2 separate regions of the Homo sapiens genome follow, and region 1 is linked to region 2. Evidence: chromatin loops called from intact Hi-C (ENCODE). Cell type or tissue: heart left ventricle. All regions are shown on one strand. Region 1 overlaps AR (androgen receptor). Region 2 overlaps AR (androgen receptor).

Region 1 (8,000 bases), 150 kb before region 2:
AAGACATTCAAGAAGAGTCTGGACCCTTTGGGAACCATGTATAGGGCAAAGGTTTGAACTCATAGTAGATGATTTTTACAGTCACTTTTTAACAATTTAAAAGCCTATAGATGACTCCAAAATGCCCATTTGGATGATATGAGGCATACTTTGTGTAGTTAAGGATTTTAAATACATAACAGAGAGGCTGAAGGGCCTTCGGGAAAGAAGCTGGGGTAAGAGTCAAAGTGTAGTATGTTGACCGATGTTCAGGAATAGGCTTTGGCATCTGACAGATTTTGTTTTAAATACTGGCTCTGGGTCTTACTAGCTTCCAGTTCTGGGCTGCTTCACCTCTCTTGAGTTTCAGTTTCTTCATTTCTAAAATGAAGATACTAATGCTTCCTTTGTTGGGTTTTTGTGAATATAAGTGAGATAATAAATGTAAATATCTAGCCCAGGGCCTGGTGCATAGTACAAGCTTCATAAATTGTACCTATTATTATTAGTAGTAGTAGTAGTCCAGACAAACAGAGCTTGGGAAAACGCTAGACTCTGGCTGACATACATGGGCTTTTCCCCAGGCCACTGCTGCCTGGCTTCCCCTTCCACAAAGCTTTGAGTCTCCAAAATGCTTTGGCTGGAATGTAAGCGTGAGGTCATTGCAGATAACAGGGGAGCATGATTTGCTTCGGTAATGCAAGTTATTAAGTTACTTCCCTCAGCCCAGCTGAAATCTCTTATTGGTTGATGTGTGCTTCAAAGTGTGAGACAGAGCTAGTCTGAGGAGAGAGGGAGAGTGAGAAGATTCCTCTTCTTGGCCAGAGGTCATGGTCTTCCACAAGGAACAGAATGACTCAATGCAAATTATGGGACCTCTTTGAGTTTGGGGCCCCTACATTTAAACTAGTAACTCCGTTGCACATATTGGCACCCTTCCCCCAACAAAATTACTGGGCAGGAATTTTCTTGAATCCTTCCGTGGCCTGGAATGATCTCCCTTCTCATCCTTGTGATCCACACAGCTGGCAAATGGCAGGCAGCAGAACAAAAACAAGCCTCTTAGCATATAGGGAGAGAAAGAGTCACAGCAGTACTGAATTTGCTTGGGAACCTAATGTTAACAAAGGACCTTCCTCTCAACACCCCAAACAGATTAAAACATTTTTTTAACAGCAAGTTGTGTCTCGGAGCAGCTCTTTGCTTGGGTATATTTAAAGATCTGCTGAGTCATTTAAGAGCAGGCTGGCATATCCTAAGAGGCAAGGACTATACCCCAGTCTATGGGGGAGTAAGTTGAGAGGTGAAATCTGTTTGGCTTTCTCCCATGGAAACAAACAAGGTGATCCACTTCCATCTCCCACGACTCTGGAGAGCATCTACTAAGCCTTCTTATTCTATCAACTTTGAACTCCTCAGTGTATAATAGAGTAAGGGTGAGAGGGAAGGAGCAGTCGTACCAGTGTCATTATTGGTATGTTCAGGAGTTCAATTTCTTCCTGATTCAGTCTTGGCGGGATGTATTTGTTTGGGAATTTATCCATTTTTTCTAGATTTTTCTAGTTTGTGTGCATAGAGGTGTTCATAATACCTTCTGATAGTTATTTTTATTTCTGTGGTGTCAGTGGTAATAACCCCTGCTGTCTGAAATTGTAATGGCCCTGCTATTGGTAGCTGAGAGTAGCATGGAAGTGTCAGGTTGATGGGTTCATTTAATTCTTTTCTTTTCAGTTTCAGTCACATGCATTGTTACCATGGCATATGACAGTTGCTAGAAAGTGAAATAATTTTTTTTCTACTTTATTCTCCACTGCACTTCTAAATTTATTAGTGGAGAAATTAGCAGTTACCAACTGTTCATTATAGGTACACATTGGGGTTTCCTTAGAGCCAATTTTCCCCCTGGTTTTCATCTTGTAAATCTGTAATCCTAAAAATTAGCAAAACCTAGAGCTTCTCTTTGGTCCTGGCCTGTTTGAACCCTGTTCCACAGACCCCAATCTTCTTTCTTGTTTGAGGCAACTATCCTTCTCTTTGCCCACCGCCATTTTCCTTCATCTACTTTTCCCTTCTCTAGCACCTCAGACTGTCTTCCCACAGTGGCACAGCCTCCCACTCCACTTTCACTGTGCCATCTCCTTGCCATCAAAACCATCCTCACAGACCCTTCTGAAACCACTTCTAGGAAGGGAAATCACAATGGATCCATGAAGGATGCTTTCTGGATGACTTTAAAAGATTGGTATTAAGATATTTTATCAGTGGTAGCAACACTGACTTATTCAGGCAGCCATGCCCCGGATCTATAAGAAATCAGGTAAGCTAAAAGTTGCTTGAGCTGGCAGGAGACCTAGTTCTCTTTTTTCCTTTCCCTCTTGCATTTTGTTTATCGATGGTTTTCAAAGGACTTAGAGGCTGGCTTTGTTATAGTTAGTTGGTAAGAGAAATGGTGGAGGACCGGAAAATGGGAGTGGAACGAATGAGCATGTTTGAGACTAAGTTATTACAATTCCTAGGATGTATAAATTGCTTGAAATCTACCAAGTACTTTCAGACACATTATCTTTTTTACTCTTCAAAATCAACTTGGAGGTAGGCACAACAGGGATCAAATCCTTAGTTCACAGATGAGTAAACTGAGACTGGAGGAAATTAAAGGAGATTCCAAGGTAACTCAGACAATAAGCAACAGAACCAGGATTTGGTGAATTTTTTGGGGGGTGGGAGGTACAGAGTCTCACTCAGGCTGGAGTGCAGTGGCAAGGTCTCGTCTCACTGCAACCTCTGCCTCCTGAGTTCAAGTGATTCTCGTGCCTCAACCTCCTGAGTAGCTGGGATTACAGACATGTGCTACAATGCCTGGCTAATTTTTGTATTTTTAGTAGAGATGAGGTTTTGTCATGTTGCCCAGGCCGGTCCTGAATTCTTGGTCTCAAGTGATCCACCTCCATTGGCCTTCCAAAGTGCAGGGATTATAAGCATGAGCCACTGCTCCCAGCCCCAGACCATTAATTTTTGACAGTAAGTCCAACTTTTTTCAAGTTCACAGCTCAGATTTGCTATTGAATGAATGAGTATATATGTCATTTGGGAACATTCTTTCCAACTTTTGGTTGAAGATTTGTTTTATCACTTGTGAAAATTTTTTTTCATTCTTAGCAATGTCAGTTTAGTTAAATGAGCATTTCATTTGCGAATTCACTAATTAATTATTTTATTCATCAATACATTTCCTGAGTACCAACTTTCTATCAAACCCTGTGCTGGATTCTGAGGCTACAAAGAGAAATAAGATACCATCTCAGGCCTCTAAAATCTCACAGACTGGGGACTGACATCTCAGTAGTAAACATATGAACAGCAACTTGTGAAACGCCATTAGCAAAATCTCAAGTTATATTCTTCAGTGACTATGGCCATCCTAAAAATGGGGTGTCTTTTATTTGGGGTAAATGAAGATGAAGCCTTATGAGAAATTGCATTTTAATCTAATCTTGTCTTGCTAAGAACAGAAGTGGAATGTTTCAGCCTCTGTGTGTGTATTTGTGTGTGTGAAGGTTGAGTGTGTGATGATGGATGGGGCTGCGAGATTGTTAAGTAGGATCTATGGGGGGCCTTAAATGGTCCTGGTGAGTCCCAACTTTCTGGTTATGTATTTGAGTAGAGTATGGGGGTGACAAAGATTGTTGTTTAAGAGTTGATTTTAGATTTTTTCCAAGTAAATGGTCAGCTGACTTGGAGCATCATCATTCCACTTGCTTTGAAAACCTGCCACTTAAGGCTCCTTCCAGTCATAGGTTAACTCTTTCTGGTCAAGTATTACTCTTTTTGAGCATTTACCTGTCAGTGACAGGTACAATGTTAGATGTTGTCTCTCTGTTTTCTTGTTTAATCTTTACTTTGATCCTAGGTAGCTCTTATTAGTTCCACTTTATAGGTAAGAAACTGAATTTCAGAGACTTGAATGACTTGTTCAAGATCACATAGTATAGTAACTTGGTAGTTTGGGACTTGAATTTTGATTGTTCAGTTTTTTGTTTGTTTGTTTCCTGGCCTCCCTGCTGTTTTCACTATTCCACACCACTTCAGCTTTATTTTTCATAGAGGCCATTAAATGTACCCTCCATCAGCCAAAGCCTCTTGCCTCCCTTCAACGTAACTCTTCTCTAGCGTCCTCTTAATAATCTTCTGAAAAGGTTTTACAGCCTTTCTGGGTACTGGGACCCAGAGTCTTAATCCAGGCTCTTAAGTGCCTTATTTAACTGTAATATGGAAAATCAAAGTCACAGCTAATTCAGGAAAAATGAGTTTGGGATGTGAATTTCCTAGGCAACTTGTCATCTCTTTTTTACTTCCTTAGCTTCATAAACTTACCCACAATGTTCCCTGAGGACTAAGAGTAATGGAGGGTGATGAGGAAAGGCTTTCCTCCCTTCCTTTCCGAGAGTCCTTTAGCCAAATGCCACACCTCCTCCTGTTTCCCTAGTCTCCGTGCAGAGATGGAAGTGGGAGATAGACATGGGTTCCTTTCAGCCCTGAGTTCATGCCAGGGTTTTCTTTCCCTCTAGCTGGACTGAGGTAGGAGGAGAGGTTGAAGTCCACCAATAAGACCATGAGTGAAGAAGACTAAAGTACTTGAAAGAGCAGCAGACCTACGCTTAAAATACTAGGGTTTGTGTCCAGACTTTGTGGGTTACTATCTGTATAATTTTGGGCAAGTCAACAGTTCTGAGTCAGAGTTCCCTTATCAGCAGATTGGAAGATAAATTCTAATTATATAGATGAAACATTAAGTCTAGAAGTAATTTGTAAATTCAGAAAGGGCTTATAGATTTAAAGTGTAGCCGTTTTGATTACCACAAACTAAATCCTATACTTCAGGGATAAAATCTTCTCCTGTTTTTTCTAAAAGCCTGTGCATGTGTGGTGTAAGGGGTGGGTTTTCCCTTGTACCAGCAACTTAGCAATTGTAGTAACGGGGCTGAGGGCAGTGGCATGCTTCTTCATTGAGCAAGTGTGAAAAGAGGGTTATGCATTCAGGGGTCAGCAGATGGCAGGCAGAGTAGCCCCTCCAAATCTCCCTCCCATACCACAAAGCCCTCTTATTTATTCAAACTTAACATTAGAAGCTCATTTCAAGTAGGCACGTCTGTGTCTGGGCGTCTATTTTCCTTCTTTGTATATAGCAGGCATTTGTCAACTTGGTGAAAAGCATTACTCTTCTTTCCATTTCTGAGGACTAATTGTGCTTCTTCGCTAGACACGAGTTCAAAACAGTGGGTTGAAAGAGGGCAAGTTTATGCCAAAGAATCAGAAATAGTCATAATTTAGAGAGAATTCTAGAGGTCAGTTCCCTTTCGTATGGACTGGGCAACTGAAACCCAGACAGGGAAGGGAATTAGACCAAGTTCACAAGCACAAACACTTTACTGGCACATTCAGATTGGAAATCGAGGGCTTCTGCTCCCAGGTCAGAACTAAATGCCCTTTCTAGCTAGGGTGTTCTTTGATCTCAGTGATTTTGACTCTTTCTACTGCACTCTGGGGACAGTGGGTTCTGCGGTACCAACTCCAATTAAAGTGGGAATATGTACCAGCCCCTCCCCTTGGTTTTTATTTTTCAGAGGCCTGGCAGTCAGAGGGATTCTGATCTCTATATGCAATATTTTCACACTACTGTACTTATTGAAATCACATTTGAATCTTGGCAATTAACAAGGCAGTAATTGGCATCAGGAGGGTATGTTAGTTTGCTTATCTGCGCCGTCCCTCCTCTTCCCAACCCACTGTGTATTGCAGAATGTTTTATCAGCTCTGATTTGCCAAGTTGCTCTCTTCTCCAGTAGGTGCTGCGAGCAGAGAGGGATTCCTCGGAGGTCATCTGTTCCATCTTCTTGCCTATGCAAATGCCTGCCTGAAGCTGCTGGAGGCTGGCTTTGTACCGGACTTTGTACAGGGAACCAGGGAAACGAATGCAGAGTGCTCCTGACATTGCCTGTCACTTTTTCCCATGATACTCTGGCTTCACAGGTGGGAGGTTCTTCAATTGAAAACTTAGAACTCAGTTTCTAGGGTAGTGAGTGTTGTAAGGTTTGGACTGTGACCTAATATTACGCAGCCATGACATTATCTATTAGGCATCTAGACTAGCTTGCTTGAATATCTTAGCATGTTGACTAATTTGGGGCAGAATATAGTGTGGGTGGGGGATTTTGTGTGTGGGGGGGGGTTGGGGGTTGAGCAATTCATTATTATTAAAATGCAAAAAGCACTTAATTCGCTATGATAAGATTGCCTTTTTCATGCATACTGGCCTACCTGCAAGACCCCTAGAGACAGTAAGCAGCATACATGGTGTCTTCCAGTTTTCAGCCTTTGTGCAAGGAACAACTGTGGGTTTCTGCACATGTGTTGTGGTTTGATGTTTGTATGTGATTGTGTACCAGGGTATGTGTGTCTGTTATTGTGAGTTCATTTCTGAGCAGTTGTGACACACAGAGATCCAGAAACAGTGTCTTACCCTGTGTGCTTTGCTAGTGGGAACGTGTCTTTTCTTTTGTGCTCGTATCTCTGTGTAATCGAGTGTCTTGCTAAGTCAATGTGCCTCTGTCTCTTTTTACCAGTTCTGTCTTTGTGTCTCTGTGCCTTCATGTATTTTTTCCCCTGAGTTTGCACGTCTCTGTCTATGTGGATATCTCTCACTCCAGGCCACTGTATCACTGTGTCTGTATTACAGCTGTTTATTTCTGTCGGTGTGTGGATTTCTATGTCTGTTTTCATCTTAATTTGTGTGTCTAAGCAAGACTGTTTTGGGGTGACTATTTCAGTTTATGTCATAGCCATTCTTTGTGTGACTGCTTCTAGGTATGTCTTTTTCTATGCCCCTATTGTCCCCATCTCCATGTGTCTCTGTGTGTATATGTTCTAATGTATCTGCCTACTTATCTTAGTTTGTATTTCTCTGGGTGTATATCCCTCTCTTGCAGTTCTGGGCCTTTGCAGTTTTTGGCTTATGTTTTTGTATATATCCACTAGAATTGGCTTCTTATCTTTTTTGTGCATGTTTTAGTTTGTATGAGTGAGCATATCCAACTCTGTCTTTGAGAAGCAGAACTGTCTGTGTTTGCAGTCAGTTGTGTTGGCTGTCCCTGTGTTTGTCCCTGTGTGTGCATTTCATTGTATGTGTACGCATCCATGTATCTTTCTGCTTCTCTGTGACCAGATATTTCTGTGTAGCTGTCTATGTATATTGGCTTCTGTCTGTGTCTGTGTTGTTGGCTCTACGTCTGTGCATATGCACCCACCGGGTTCATAAAAAGCTCACCTGCTCTCCAAGGAATCTACCAGATTATTTTGTGAAATAACTCACGTTTCGTTTTTTTACTTGCCAGCTGCTATGGTACTTAAAAGTGTGTTGGTACGTAGGTGTGCATAATTTATTCATGTAGGATGTCAAAAGAGTCAGTTAAAAATTATGCACAGTGTGTCTTTATTAACAGGACACTTGTGTGTAGAGAATCCTTGAGAAATGAGTGGTTAGATGATAAATCTTTTCATATTAATTTCATGATGTCAGTGAAGTAAATTTGCAAGATATGGGCTGCATAAGAACTATGTTCTTTTTAAAACTCAGCATATTGATGGTGGAGAAAGCATTTATTTGTACTGCAAAGTCTTATTTCTGATAAGACATCACAAATAAGAATTATTGTGATGAGACTTATCACAAATAAGAATTATTGTGATAATTCTTATTTGTGATAAGAATTACTGGGTTAGAAGGTGTTACTTTTCTGGTTTTGTTTGGGTTTTTGTTTTGAAGTGTTACTACAGATGGTGTCTTAGGGACAAAGAGCTCTGAGGTTGACTTAGAACACATGGAGTACAGATAAAAAGGAGAATGAAAAGTAACAGAGAGATGGGCATATTCCTTGTTTGAATGGAGTCATCCAGGGGCTCAGGATGGAGTGCACAGGAAATGGAGAGGTGAAGGTCATAGAGAGAAGTTTAGCAGGACCAGA
Region 2 (8,000 bases):
AGTGGAGTAGAAAAAACACTGGAGAAGAGAATCAGAACACCTGGGTTCTAGTATTAGTTCAGCCACATATAAACCATATGACCTTGGGTAAGTCAGTTTATTTCTCTGGCCCTCATGTTCCTTGTTGGTAAAATAAGTGCCACATCACCTAACCTCTGGGATTATTGTGAGAGTTAAATTAGGTCATCAACAGGAAAGTGAGAAGTTTGATCTAAATTTGGGGAAGCATTCCTAATGAGGTATGATGACAAAATTTCAGATAATTCTGGATTTGTTGGTGAGAAGAGAGAGTGTTGGTAGGGACGAGCTCTGAGGTGATGCCTTTATAACTTTAAGCATCCAACTGTTTCAAAAACTCCAGGAGAACATGGCCATGTCTGTTCTACCTGTGTATTATTGTAGACGTAGCTTCTGGGAGCCTCTGCTCTCTGAGCTTAAGGGAGGTAATTTGGAGATCATTTAATTCTCATTTTACAAAAGGAAAAAAAATTGAGGGTCTTTAGGCCATTTGTTTAGGTAATATTTCTTAAGTGCCCACTCAAATACGTGGACTGTACTAAGTACTAGGGAGGTAAAGATAAATAAGAAGATATGGTCCCTGTCTTCAAGAAGCTCCAAGTCTTGTGGGGGAGACAGACATGTATATACATAGACTTCAATGCTGTGTAATGACTGCTATAATTGGGTGAGGCTACACAAGGTGCAATGAGAATGTAAAAGAAGAATCTTTAAGCCTTCTTCTTGGATGAGTTGGGAAAGCCTTCACAGAAGAGGTAGCCTTTGAGTGAAGACTTGAAAGATGAGTAGTGTTTACCGGATGAAAGGCCTGAGAAGGAGGAATGCATTCTAGGCAAAAGTAACTGCCTGTGCAGAGATAACAGAGATATAGAGGCATGTGAGAGCGCAAGTGGCAAGAGATCAGTCTAGGTAGGCAGGTCATAAAGGGCCTATTCATGTATAATGATGGCAGTAAGATGAGGATGGCAGTAGGGTGGGAAATTAGTAGGGCCAGGGTACCTATTGAGTAGAAAAGAATGGAGAGGAAATGCCAGGCAGAAAGAGGATGGACGCAAGAGAGGGAACATGAAAGTGGTGAACAGGTGGCAGTGGCTGTCAAGACATCTCTCCATACCCTGTACACTGTATGTAATATCCATCTCCCAGGGTTGTTAGAAGGGTCAAACCAGATCGTAGCTGGAAAACAGCTTTGTGAAGTGAAAACTGCTGTTTATGTGGGGGAAATGATTGTTAAACTGCATCTTTGGAAAGGTGAAGTGATCAAGAGCACAGACCTTGGAATCTGACTGCTTTGCTTTGTAACTTGGTCTGCCAATTACTAGCTGTATGATCTTGGACAAGTTCCTTAACCTCTCTCTGACTCACTTGTACTGGTTCACAGAATGGAGATAATAATAGTACTTACCTTACTCATTGTTGTGAATGTTAAATGAGATAATATAAGTAAAGTGCTTAGAAAAGAGTTAAATGTACCCCATAAATACATACAACTATCATGTACCCAAAATTATTTTTAATTTTTTTAAAAAAGAGCAATCCAATAGCAAAAGAAAAAAAGAGTTCACTCATATAAGCAGTCAATAAGTGTTAGATTATTTTTCTCTTACAACTGACAATGCCCTTTTTGTCTCCATCATCATCTCATTTGAGCAGCTCAGGGAAGTAGGGAGGATAAGGAATATTATCCTCACCATATAGTTTGTGCTTTTCCCCACCACCCCTTAATGGCCAGCCTGGATGGTCCCTGGGGATCCTTAGGGGATGCCCGAATACCAGAGCATCTCTGCCCAACAGGGACTCAGACTTAGCTCAACCCGTCAGTACCCAGACTGACCACTGCCTCTGCCTCTTCTTCTCCAGGCTTCCGCAACTTACACGTGGACGACCAGATGGCTGTCATTCAGTACTCCTGGATGGGGCTCATGGTGTTTGCCATGGGCTGGCGATCCTTCACCAATGTCAACTCCAGGATGCTCTACTTCGCCCCTGATCTGGTTTTCAATGAGTAAGTGCTCCTGGGGCCCAGACCTCACTAAAATACAGCAGCTTGGCCAGACCTGGTTGGTGGTGATGGTGATGGGGTGACAGTGAAGCTTAGCTCATTTGATCTGCAGTTGTCGCAGCGGATGCCCCAGCCAGCCAATCCAGTATGAGGCGGCTTTGCCCTGGCTTTCAGCCAACTGGCAGGAGCCCAGGAGGATGGTGCTGAGACCACCCCTTTCACACCCAAGAACCAATCCTAGTCATATTTCTGGTCTGCTTTGCAGCTTATCTCAAAACCACATGGAAAGATTCCTCCCCTTCACATATAAAAGAGGCAGAAAGACTCTGGCTTTAAGGGCTGGAGTTTCTTGGGTTCTTTTGCTACCACCAAAGGCTACTTCTAGTCACCATTTGCTGAGCAACTAGTTTGTGCCAAGACTATGCTAGATACTTTCTAAATCCTAGCTCATTGAGTCCTCATGGTGACCTGACCTCACCTTTTTATAGATAACACTATTTTTTTATGGATGGGGAAAATCAGGCTCAGCAAAATAAAGTGACTCACCCAAAGTCACAGAGCTAGTGCCTGTTGGAGACAAGATTCAAACGTATGTCCCTGTCGATCTCAGCTCTTCTGCGTCATGGTGGTAACTGATGGGAAGGAGTACCTCTACCGCTCTCTGGCTGTGTGACCTTGGTACTGCCATTTTCCTTCCCTTAAACAGCTTTAATTAATACCTGCCCTGCCACCAGCTCCATATAACATCATGAATTTGGCCAGTGGCTCAGATTTTGGAATTACATTTTTCTCCACTAAAATCTCAGTTCTACTATTTTCTTAGTCAGCATCTTTGGGAAAGACCTTTAACTTTTCCGACCCTCAATTTCTTCATCCATTAATGATAACAGAACCTTCATAAGTAATTTCTTATGATAACTAAATGGGAATTGACAGATGTGGAATGTCTGGCCCATAGTAGGCAAGAAGGAAAAAAAAAGTCCCTTTCTGATTCACCCTTTCCCTAATAGTGATACATTTTTTTTCCCCGAGATGGGGTTTTGCTCTGCCACCCAGGCTGGAGGGCAGTGGCGCAATGATCTCAGCCCAGTGCAACCTCCACCTCCCTGGTTCAAGCAATTCTCCTGCCTCAGCTTCCCGAGTAGCTGGGATTATAGATGCCCGCCACCGTGTCCATCTAATTTTTGTATTTTTGGTAGAGACGGGATTTCACCATGTTAGCCAGGCTGGTCTCAAACTCCTGACCTCATGATCTGCCCGCCTCAGCCGGGCATGATAATCTTTTCTATGTCTGCTGTATGAGGTCCCTCGATGGCATTGTGAATGGAGCTGGCCAGAGAAATCTTCCCAAGGACCTTGAGCTAGTCTCACCACAGAGAATCCTTCCAGTCAGGACAGGAATTGACCTTCCCCCCTCTTCAGCCCTCTAACCCAGAAGAGTCTTAAAATAAAATCTACAGGCCAATGGTTCCTTCCAGTACAGCACTGCAATGCGAGGGAGAGTGAGCGTCCCCAGCTGCCCTCTCCCAACCCTGCCAGCCTGGTAGCCAAAAGCTAAGAATAACCACTAGGCTTTTGGCACAAACTGCTTTGTGGTTTTCAGATCTCCGCAAAGTTGCCTATGATGCCATCTTCTGGGGCAGGCCTTGAAAAGCCCCCTAACTGTTCATCTCCCATCCTTAAACCCCTGCTGCCCTTAAGCAGTTGAATCAACTCCATGAGCACCTGCTCTACCTTCCCCAGAGCCCTGAGACCTTTGGAGCTTTGAAAAGTGATAATTGGTTGTTCTCTAAATCCTCATTTCCTTCTCTGCCTCTAAGTAAGCATGTGGCATCCCACCTCGGCTTCCTGGTCCAGTCTTGTTCATCTTATAAAAAGGCCTCCCTACGGGGTCAGAGGCCTAGACCCATCAAACCCAGGGCTCCTGAAACAATAGGACCCCTATTCCTCCTGTAGGAAGCCACTGTGTTAGAGCTCTCAGGGTGTCTACAAACATCTAGATAAGTGTTTCTCAACATGGATTCTGTTGACATATTGGGAAAAATAATTTTGTCATTATGTAGAATATGGTTAACATACCTGGCACCAGCCTACTCTATACCAAATAGGATTCCAGTCATTCTGACAGCCCAAACTGCTCCCACACATTTCTGACACCCACTGAAGAGGCAGTACTCTCCAGTTGAGTGCAACTAATCCCTGCCAGCCTTCCTAAGGTGCTAATGGGGAGCCTCAGACCCAAAGAGAGAGAGAAGAACTTGTCCAATGTAGGTCAACCCATTTGCTGATCTCTTCAACACCAAGCTCTATTATCAGCCCTGTTTTTTTCTTTCTTTCTCTCTTTGTAGAGATCACATGTTGTGAGGATAATGAGCTTGAACCTTAGCTGTGTGACCTTGGGCAAATTACTGAACTTCTATGTGCCGCAAATTTTATCTGGAGACTGCTGAAGAGTATTATAATAGCACCTTTCTATATGTCATTTATTGAACACCTGCTATGTGTCAGGCACTGTGCTCAGTGTTTTCCAATCTTCATTTCTCCTCTTATTTTCTCTCTTGCACTCCCACCAACCTTGTTCTCTTCCTAAATTCCATTCCTGCCTCATTTTTCTACCCTCCATTCTCCTCTCTCTTCCTTCCTTTAACTGTCTCCCTAGTATTTTTCCCCTTTTCCCCCTTTCTTTTCCCCTTCCCCCATGAATTTCTTCTCTTTCCTTTCCCCTTCTCTTTCCTCCATTCCCCACTTTTTCTGCCCCTGAGGCCTGCAGCAATGTTAAAGGAATCCTCATTCCAGCATTGTGATTTCAATGGTAAAAAGATTGCAGCATTGTCATCAACAGAGGTGGGAAAGTACATTGGAGACTGGAGCAGAGCCAGACCTCAGGGTCAGCCAATCTTACTAAAAAATTCTCTACAGTGAAAGAGCTTGGAGCAACACTGTTCTGCTCAATTGATTTGTGATACCATCTAAACACTTCCTCTTTCTAGTTGGGCTTCAGCCTGAGTTGAATAATTCTACACCATCTGCCCTCTTCTCTCTTTCTCCAGGACAGCCAAGATCTCTCTGAGATAGGATGCTGAGCTTCCACCCAGACAATACCAGGCCTGCTCATCCTATGGAGTAGGCTAGTGGCTTGGAAACCAAAATGTCAAACCATAGCCTTTAGGCTCCATCTGGGAGGTCTTTGTCCTCACCACTTAAGTGGGTGTCAAATTTCCTTCCCTTTCTGCACACGCTGCACAATCAATTTCTGTCTTACACACACACACACACACACACACACACACGATTTTTGAAGTGCTGAAAACTGGAAGGCCTACTAGCATGAGGATGCTGTGTCTTCTCTTAGAGGTATGCCATGGTCAGCCATGGAACCGAGAGGTTGCTCTTCCTTGAAAAGCTGGCCAAGCATTGGCCACTTCCCCATATAATTTATAGGTGATAATGTGGTGATCTGTTCAGAAGTGACTATAATAAATGCAACTCACATATGTCTACAGTTTCCAAACTGTGGTAAGGAGCAGCCAGCATATGAGGGAATGGGCTCCCCTTCAGCAGGGGACATTTAAACTAGACATTCAAAAACACTCCCTGGCAGATTTAACATTGGAACTCGTTTTGAAAGAACAATGTGGAATCTCCTTCACTGGGAGTTTTTGAATAAGTATGAAATTTCTAGTATTCCAGGCCAGAGGCAAAGGGGTCAACAGGATGACCAAACACTTCGGGTCATTTGCAAATCTTGATGTCCTGATGTTAAGAGCTGACTACTGGGGCTTCTCCTAAAAATCCTTCATGTTGAGCTGCCTGGAAGGCAGGTTCTCATTCTGGCTGTAGCTGAGATGTTAGAACTGTAGTCAGGGAGACCATGTGCCTCCCCCATTGTGTTCATTTGGTTAGGCTTTCCTGTCCCTGACTCAGAAAACAGAAGGGGCACAGAGACCTGGAAATTCCATGTGCTAACCCATATCCTGGCCAGAGAAGATGAGTAGTTATCAGGGTGTCAGGATTTTGGAAAACAGAGAGAGAAAAAAAACAAACAAACAGACAAACAAACAAAAAAACCTTTTCCTGGTCCCTGGAGCACCAGCAGGAGAAACAGCAAGCTCTTCTTGGAAAACCTGGCGAGGGATGGCAATCAGAGACATTCCCTCTGGGCTTATTGTAAACTTCCCCTCATTCCTTTTTCCTCTGTGTATCTCCTTCCCAGGTACCGCATGCACAAGTCCCGGATGTACAGCCAGTGTGTCCGAATGAGGCACCTCTCTCAAGAGTTTGGATGGCTCCAAATCACCCCCCAGGAATTCCTGTGCATGAAAGCACTGCTACTCTTCAGCATTAGTAAGTGCCTAGAAGTGCAGGGAATGCCCCCTGAGGGCACAGAGATTCAGAGAGGACCACTTTTGCCATTAAAACATTATTAGGGAAAAGCCAGCTCCTGGACATTTCCCTTCTTCATTCCCCCTCCCCATCCCCACTCTACTCTCTCTCAGCATCATTTTCCTAACAAGAAACAATTTCATGACTAGAAGCCAATTTATTTGCTAGAAGTCAACCTCCATCAGATTCCCCACCTATCCCCAGTCTGTCTTTGGGACAAGGCCTTTTTGACTGGTTACAGCAGGTCTCTGAATTTTTCCATAGCTTCTGCTATAGAAACAGACATGGGCCACCTTGTATTCTTTGCAGGGCAGTAGAGCAGGAGGCATTTCCTCCTGGAAAGATTTCCTCTTCTGCCAACAGGAGGAGATCTATGTAAGCAACTCAGATAGGATTTGTATGGCAGCCAAGGAACTTTTCTTTAATATCTTTTCTAAGAGCCCTCTCTTAGCCCCTACGGAGGGAGAAGGGCAAAATTTGATATTCAAAGCTATGTGTTTTGGTTATCTAAATCAGGGTTTTACTGTGAATGACATAAAAGCTTAGGTCCTAAAAAATGAGTATCTGAGAAGAGTAGAAAAAGAAAAGGTTCAGGAAATTTGATTTACTTGACTCCTTTCAGATCGGATCCAGCTATCCTTTCCCCTGAGATCTCCCTGACAGACTGAAGGCCCCAAGCACACAGACTTCAACTAACAGGAAGCCAAGTAGATGGTTCCCTGTGGGGGTGGGGGTCAAGTCTGTGGTCAGAAAACTTGGTGCTTTGTCTAATGCTCCTTCGTGGGCATGCTTCCCCTCCCCATTCTGTCTTCATCCCACATCAGTTCCAGTGGATGGGCTGAAAAATCAAAAATTCTTTGATGAACTTCGAATGAACTACATCAAGGAACTCGATCGTATCATTGCATGCAAAAGAAAAAATCCCACATCCTGCTCAAGACGCTTCTACCAGCTCACCAAGCTCCTGGACTCCGTGCAGCCTGTAAGCAAACGATGGAGGGTGCTTTATCAGGGAGAACAGCCTGATAGAGCCAATGATAATATGCTTCTCTAGAGTCTGGCACCACCTGTTGGGAGGTGCTTCCATTCCCCTCTGGCTTTGAGTGTGGTCCAGGAAGAAAATGTGGTGAAGAAAAGAACACGGGTCACAGTGTCCCAGCTGGATATTGTGAAAGGGGTGGAGGAGTTGAGAACAGAGCAGTTGGGACTCAGGGAAGGGACTTGCAGCAGATGAATTCTCTAGGCAGACAAAACAGACCTGGATGTTTTTCCCCTCTTCTTTGAGTCATGTTCATGTGAGTTTGTCTGTCTGTGTGTGTGTGTGTGTGTGTGTGTGTGTGTGTGTGTGTGTCAGAGAGAGAGAGAGAGAGAGAGAGATGGAGTGCGGAGGCTTGGGTGAGAGCACAAGCTGGAGAAGTCTTGAGTCAGAGAGCTTACAATGGTATAAGACATCTCTTGGGAGCCCTCAGTGACTCCATGGAGACCATTTCTTTCTCTCTCTCTCGCTGTCTCTCTCTAACACACACACACACACACACGACCTCATGGGGGAGGACCAAGGAAGTACGGGGAAGGGGGAGGAAACAAAAGGCTGAAA

Evidence for each region. Peaks named below come from ENCODE experiments on the same cell type or tissue, not always from the same donor. Only the 100,000 strongest peaks of a DNase experiment are listed, where the experiment ranks them.
Region 1: a loop joins it to region 2, with 3 times the contacts of the local background. A loop is called at or near these places in 10 of 110 quality-filtered maps.

Annotation. Positions count from the first base shown.
Region 1 is chrX:67,563,014-67,571,013 of GRCh38, forward strand. The region is part of intron 1 of AR (androgen receptor); the gene reads left to right. Among named protein-coding and RNA genes, the nearest start is that of AR, 23 kb to the left of the region's middle. In heart left ventricle, no CTCF peak of the experiment used is centred here; no DNase peak of the experiment used is centred here; H3K27ac peaks cover 2,948 bases.
Region 2 is chrX:67,715,600-67,723,599 of GRCh38, forward strand. It overlaps AR (androgen receptor), which reads left to right. Exons shown (of 8, transcript NM_000044.6): 5 at 1,879-2,023; 6 at 6,234-6,364; 7 at 7,228-7,385. Among named protein-coding and RNA genes, the nearest start is that of NXTAR, 65 kb to the right of the region's middle. In heart left ventricle, a CTCF peak has its summit at 3,628 (motif pointing left); no DNase peak of the experiment used is centred here; H3K27ac peaks cover 476 bases.